Regions from separate parts of the Homo sapiens genome. Here region 2 is linked to region 1. Evidence: chromatin contacts called from ENCODE Hi-C data. All regions are on one chromosome and are shown on one strand. The core of a region is the stretch at or near the end of the contact, and the rest is flanking DNA. Distances in the headings are between cores, read along the strand shown.

Evidence for each region. A loop is a pair of places that touch in the nucleus more often than their neighbours do. Pooled maps may share reads with other maps.
Region 2: a map with no recorded cell type shows a loop between it and region 1 (2.3-fold over the local background). The contact joins two enhancer-like sites. A Hi-C loop is called at or near these places in 1 of 37 single-sample maps with no recorded cell type and 5 of 50 pooled maps.

What each region holds. Positions count from the first base shown.
Region 1 is chr18:23,539,786-23,543,123 of GRCh38, forward strand. NPC1 (NPC intracellular cholesterol transporter 1) reads right to left here. Exons shown (of 25, transcript NM_000271.5): 15 at 1,521-1,648; 16 at 1,283-1,423; 17 at 663-752; 18 at 26-216. Among named protein-coding and RNA genes, the nearest start is that of RMC1, 38 kb to the left of the region's middle. RefSeq lists an enhancer at 2,493-2,542. Within about 2 kb of position 1,251, at least 9 of the 41 ENCODE cell types and tissues checked have a DNase peak (open chromatin) inside an H3K27ac peak, as active enhancers do.
Region 2 is chr18:23,708,195-23,712,068 of GRCh38, forward strand. All of the region lies in intron 1 of LAMA3 (laminin subunit alpha 3), which reads left to right. It also overlaps the pseudogene RPL23AP77. Among named protein-coding and RNA genes, the nearest start is that of LAMA3, 21 kb to the left of the region's middle. Within about 2 kb of position 2,202, at least 2 of the 41 ENCODE cell types and tissues checked have a DNase peak (open chromatin) inside an H3K27ac peak, as active enhancers do.

The DNA of each region.
Region 1 (3,338 bases), core at 1-2,500:
AAGTACAAGACAAGGTGGTACTGACTAGTTGTCCAGCTGCGCCGCGTTAAATATCTGCTGCACCAGGGAATCATTGTTGCAGCCCATGCCGCCGCACACCATGTTCTGCCCCTTGGAAGAAGTGTAGTCGTGCCCTTCCTCCAGGACAAAGTACACAGGCGGACCCGCATGCAGGTACTGACTGATGGATTTGAAATAATCCACCATGTAGGAGTCCTGAAAGAAAGATAAAAGAATAGGAGAGAGTGTGAACACTCTGATAGTAACTAAGCAAGGCGAGGATCATGGAGAATAAGAGGGTGCCAGGAGGTTCCTGGCTGAGATGCCTCCAGCTGGACTCATGATTCCTAACACCACCAGTCTTCCCCCCAGGGCCCCAGGGTGCTCCTCCTGCTAGCCCCACAATCAGGAGAGCATCTCATAAAGTAACCTCATAAGACTAGTTATTCGTGTTCTGCAGCTGTGCCCAGAGGGGCTCAGTCAGAATGCCAGACAGCCCACACCAGCAGTGCACTGCGACAGTTCTCCTAACCCTGGAAACCCTGTCACCATTTGCAGTTAGAAGCAGGCACTTGCTTGAAACACCTACGTGCATGTTTTGAAAAATGTATTCATCATCAGCTAAAGAAGTTAAAAAAAAAAAAAAAAGGAAGTCATCTTACATCTGGCATCGAAAGAGACTGATCCAATCCAATATCTACTTTGTTCAGGACTGCGATGCTGAATGACAGAACACCCACAAATATTGCTATCTGGAACAACAAATGAATCATAAGACAGAGACTGCTTAGTAAATAAGCTTACGACCAGAAATAAAATCTTAAGCACACACAAAAAGCAGGATTTTTTAAAATGGAAAAGCTTAAATGACAGGCTAATAGGGAGTACAGGGCAGTGGGTGAGACCACAGCACCAGGAGTCCAAATTCCTGGGTGCAAATCCTGACTCTGCCACTTACGGGCTGAGTGACTTGGGGCAAACCACTTCACCTCTCTTGGCTTCTATTTCCTCATTATTAAGAGGAAAAATAAAAGTTTCTTTGCAACTTTCTGTGAATCTGAAACTATTTCAAAATAAAAAACTTAAAACTCTTGTTTATATGGACTGATAAAAGCTCACAGGAAAAACATTTTATCTACTGTTCCACATTTGCTTTTGCTTTTTTTTTAGATACATTTTAACAGCTTTAAGAATCTCCTTCCCAGGCTGTCTGGCTTCTTAGAAGGCATGTGATAATCTGTTTCAGTGAGAGGAAAGAGAAAAACCACAGATAAGCGCATACCACAATTGGTCTCATCCAGTCCTTTAGCAGAAGTGGAGAATAGGAGTTTTTGAAGAAGCGAAACAAACAGCTCTCTGAGGCCTGGACGCTTGTTCCATCTTCAGCACCTCTGACACAGCAAAAGATGTCTAGCCGATTTTTCTGAGGGGACAGAGGGAAACAAAGGTTATACCCGCTAGCTGCTTCCTCTAGATTCTAGACTCAAATTAAATAGACTATAATCCTGGCACCAACTTACCTCTTGACGTTTAATGTCTAACCCCAAGAGACTCACGAAACAGGTAATCTGCAGAAGAAAGTCAATGAAGACTGCCAATCCCGCAAAGAGAGAGAAGGTGTGCACGGCTGGCATCACGGACAATGCTCCTGTCGGGGAGAGAAGGGCTCTGCGTCACTTCTGTTTACAGCCGGGGGCTCTCTGCAGGTCTTATGTTCATGTGCATGTACAGATACAAGGAGCCAGCACAGGCCAAACGCATGAGAAGGCATGCTGCGGCTGGACATTACACCAGAAGTGGGACAGGAGGTGATAAGCCAGTGCTTTTCAAAGCACACTCAGCACCAGACCATTTGGGAAGCCCCATCCTAGTTATGACAGGAATTCAACCCCAATTCTACTATACTCAGGTTCACAGCAAATTCACACACATTAAAATTTGAGAACCACTAATACAGGCCATTTCTTATAGTACTTTCTGTGCTTCACTGTAAGAAATGGACAGTATTTTCCATTTATTACATCAACACTACTAGCCTCCCAGTTTAGTTAAGAGGTAATCTACAATCGAGTGAGGATCAAAGGCATGAGGGTAAGACTTGGAAACTGCAAACTGGCAGCCCATGAATCAGATGGTTCCTGTTTAGCCCACACTGTATCAACCCATCTTAAGATTAAAAAACTTTTTTTTATAAGTTGCCAATATTTAACAATGGCATTTTACACAAAAATCTAGATTCACAGCTTTGCTTGGAAGAAAAACAACAACAACAACACAGACCTTGTAGCACTGGGTTGGCCACACACATAACTGTCTTTTTAGATAGGACACGTGCAGTTGGGGTGCCACAATCCCTACTCACTCCTACTGTCCCAAGGTCACTCCAACCTTGAGGCACAGTCTCTGCTGCTATTATCATCACACTTGCACTGGTTTTCTTATAATAGTAGTGAAAAAAAGAAAGTTTTTTCTTTTTTTTTTTTTTTTCTGCACCTGTGTTTGTCAAAAGGAACTACAGGGCTACAGGTTTCAAAAGCACATGGCTTTGTGGAGATGAAGAATAACAAGCTAGCAGTGTATCTGTGGTGAAAGACTACCACCTACAATGACCTTACAATGGCCCTGATTAAGCTGACCTCCCAGCCATGTAGGCATTGCAGTTTGTGGCCCGTGGATGGTCTTCTTTGGACTGAGTGATTCCAGTCCAGCCTCCCCTATAGTGGACAGAGTCACTTTGCTCTTACTACACTTCAGACATGGGGCAGACAGCCCCACTAGTGGGTCTATTTGATGATTCTCTATGTGAAAGAAACACAGAAGTGCTGACTTTGTTCCAGCTTATTCTGGCTCCTTGTAATGTGGTGAGTCAAGAGCTTCTGGTCATTAACAAGGCTGCTTCCCCAATGAGTTGTGTGCACAGAAGAGAAAGACTGCCTTTGAAAACAACGGCAAACATCTTGTAAGCGAGTGCCTGTGGATTTGGGAGCTGCTGCTTAGAGTGTCATGTGGAGAAGGATTCAGTGGCTACTCAAGGATGCCATTTTCAACTATCAACATTCCCAGTGGCTACTAAAAGGGGAAAGTGGCAAGACGAACTCTAGGTCTCTTTCACCCTGAACCCCAACATCAATGCTGTCCTGACAGTTAAATGAGAAGGAAGCCACTTGCAAAATCACACCTAAGTTACTGCTGCCAATTTTTCTGTGGTCCAGTGATACTTTCCCAGTGCAGAACAAAGCTTAAAAAAAGGAGACAACACGGGCTGGGCACGGGGGCTCACGCCTGTAATCTCAGCACTTTGGGAGGCCGAGGCAGGTACATCACCTGAGGTCAGGAGT
Region 2 (3,874 bases), core at 952-3,451, 170 kb after region 1:
CTTCTTAAATGCATGGGCTGCCTGTTCTGTCCGATAGGTCTGTTTGTCTCATTTTGCCTTTCCTTAATTACAATAGCTTCATAATAAGCCCCGATTCCTTGAAGGGCAAGTTTCCTCCTCCCGGTCTTCTTCTTCAGCAATATCTTGGTCCTTTAAAGTTTCATATAAATTTTAGAATTATCTTACTGTACTTTAAGAAAGTCCTTATTCAGGTTTTCACTGGCATAATATTGTCTCTATAGCTTAATTTGGGGAGAATTGGTAAGTTTTTGATATTATCTTCTAGCTAACTCTCCATTTATGTAGATTTTCAAAATTCTGTTAATACTGTTTAAAATTTTTATTTGTCAAATTTCTTTTGAGATACTTGATGTTCTCTGAGACTATTATAAATGGCATTTTCTCTTTAATTAAATTTTCTAGTTGTTTGCTGCTACTCTACAGAGATGCAATGACTTTTTTATTTTAATGTCACATCCAGCTACCTTGCTAAAAATCTCCCAGTATTTCTAAAATTCTCTTTAGCAGATACATTTGGGTCTTTATTTTCTTTTTTTATTTTTTATTTTTATTTTTTTCAGAGTCAAGTTCTCACCCTGTTGCCCAGGCTGGAGTGCAATTGTGTGATCATAGCTCACTATACTACAGCCTCAAGCTCCTGGGCTCAAGCAATCCATCCCAGTCTCCCAAGTAGCTGGGACTGCAAACACATACCACCACACCTGGCTAATTAAAAAAAAAAAAAAATGTTTTTCTTGCTATGTTGCCCAGGCTGGTTTCAAACTCCTGGCCTCAAGTGATCCTCCTGCCTCAGCCTCCCAAAGTGCTGGGATTACAGGTGTAAGCCACTGTGCCTGGCTTCATTTGGAGGTTTTTTCTTTTTTCTTTTTTTTTGAGACAGGGTCTTGCTCTGTTGCCCAGACTGGAGTCCAGTGGTATGATCTTGGCTCACTGCAACCTCAGCCTCCTGGACTCAAGCGATCCTCCCAACTCAGCCTCCCAAGTAGCTGGGACTACAGGCAGGCACCACCACACCCAGCTATTATTTTTGTATTTTTAGTAGAGACGGGGTTTCTCCATGTTGCCGAGGCTGCTCTCGAACTCCTGGGCTCAAGCAATCTGCCCATCTTGGCCTCCCAAAGTGTAGGGATTACAGGCGTGAGCCACTGTGCCCAGCCTCATGTGGAGTTTTAATGTAAATAATTTTATCTTTAAATAAATAATAACAGTTTTATTTCGTTTATTCCAAATGTTATACATCTGTTTTTTTCTCCTGCCTTTAAAAAAATCCTTCTTGTTCTTGTCTCTTGCCCATTTTTTACTTTCAATTCTTGTGGAAAACACCAGGTTGAGTCAGAAATAGCAGAGACTTATAAATATATAAGACCTTTTATTTTGTGTATGACCATGAAGCAGTAAAGTTGGTATAAGCGTCTGTTGGAAGATATGGCTACAGAAAAAATAAAGTGGCCTGTCCCAGTGATACTCATGGGAAGGAAAGAGCCTCCTCAATGATCTTCCATCTGAGAAGTCCCATGGATTCTTTTCTCTTCTGCTCCACAAGTTTGATTGTCTTTTCTTTCTTTCTTTCTTTTTTTCTGGTGAATTAGCCAGCCAGACTCAGTTTAGATGATCCCAATTTTGTTGGCAACATCCAAAGCATTGTAATCAGGAGCCAGTTGAACATATGCCTTCTTCTCTCCATCAGGCCTAATCAGGGTGTTGACTTTGGCCACATCAATGTCATAGAGCTTCTTCACAGCCTGTTTGATTTGGTGTTTGTTGGCTTTAACATCCACAACGAACACAAGTGTGTTGCTGTCTTCTATCTTCTTCATGGCGGACTCAGTGGTCAGCAGAAACTTGATGATAGCATAGTGGTCAAGCTTGTTCTCCTGGGGGCGCTCTGCCGAGGATATTTGGGCTGCCTCTGGAGTCGCCGTGTCGTGGGCCGCCGGAAGGTGGGTGACGTGCAGATCTTTTTTTGTGTGGCTGTGGACACCTTTAAACACTGCCTTCTTGGCCTTCAAAACCTTCGTTTTGGCTTCAGCTTTAGGAGGGACAGGAGCTTCCTTCTTCGCCTTCGGCGCCATCTTGTGAAAAGACCGCAAGTTTGATTTTCAAAAGTATTGTCAGGTATTGCCCTTTTAAAAAGCCCCACGAGGTTATCTTCTCTCAAAACCTTGTTGCTTGGTGCCAAGGCTTTACTTGCAGGATTAGTCATAACCTTGGCCTCCCTGAGAAAGTTCTTCAACCGCAAGTCTACTTATCTAGGTAGCATGTCCACGTCGACTTAATTCTCCATGAAGAGCTCAAGAAAAATGATTAAGAAGGCTGCAAAGAGTTTTAACACTTAAGAAAGTCATTCTTCTGATTTTTTTTTTCACTTCTAGATCCACAGTCTGATTTCCTTTAGGGCACTACTAAATTCTTTTTGATTCTTCATATAGGTTGATTTGCAGTAAATATGACATTGAGATGTAAGGTAAAAATTACTGAAAGTTCAGGAGTAAAACAAATGAAAGAAAGGACAAGGAATACTTTAATAAAACGATTTGAATAAAAAATTTTCACCCTGACCGTTTAAGAGTAACTTAAAGAAGCCAAACTTTCTAATTATTAATTTTTAAATACATTATTAAATTTTTAGAATAAATTTTTCTTTCTTTTTAAAGTCAATGTTTACACTGATCTTTTTATTTTTCAAACAGAAAGTGTATGTTACACTTTTGCTTGTTAATGTTTAACTTAAGCTTGTGGACTCTTTGTTAGAAATTATTTTATATGGCAAAAAATTTATCACCTAAACTTGGCTAATACAAAGTTAATCCAGAAAAACCATCATCTAGGGCATTACTGGTTTGACAAGTTGTTTTTGTAGATTCTTTGCTGTCTGTCAAGGTTTTTTCCAATAGTCCTTAGAAATAAACAGAAAGTTTGACTCATTTTTATTACCTGGGCAAAGCTCGCTCCTTGGAATTCACCTTTAACTTATGTATCTATTATATCAGTCAGACTTCCAAATGTCAGTGTTGACACCTGTGATGCTGTCTTGCCTATACACTTATTTTTTAAATATGTGCTTTCAAATTATTTATTGCTCAGACTTGAAATATATATTTGATATATATAGTTTTTAGTGCCTACTAATTGTGAGATCAAGGGCTAACGTGAGTGCTAAAGCTCCTGAGCCTGTGTTCTTACCTAGTCTGCTGAATGACATGGACAGGAGCTGCAGAGGGACTGCTATATCAGCAGAAAGGCTAAGATGATTCTAAATGAAAGAGACCTTCAGGCTACTGTGAAGGCTACCATTTAAAACAAATTACAGGAAATAACGTATGTTAGTGATTATGCATGGATGTATAATAAACCAGAGTTGTAGCTGTTAGAGAGTTACAGGGTAGTGTTAACTTGTTATCCCTGGACTCTGGACTTAGGTCCTGATTCTACCATTGACCAGTGGTGTGGTTCTTGGGAAAATTACTTAACATTCCACTCTCTTTCCTCATCTGTAAAATAGAGGTGATAATAATAATCTTAGTATGAAAATATAAACTGGGTGGTGCCCAGTGCATAATAGGTGCTCTACAAATCTTCATCTTAATTATTATTATTACTTTGAAATTGAGAATCACTCTAACAACCTAGAAAGCACCTTCTGCATTCCTCACATCAATAATGTGGAGATGGAGATAAATGTAAATCATAAGCATTCCCATTTTGGGGAGAGATTTTGCTTCTAGCCAGATGTAAATCTTCTAAACTTTGAGGAATAATAATTAAATTCCCTCATCAAATAACTAAATGTTCTGGTAAAATGTTCTCTAGGGAGAAATAAAGATCATAGAAGGGAAAATACTGATAGTAAGTG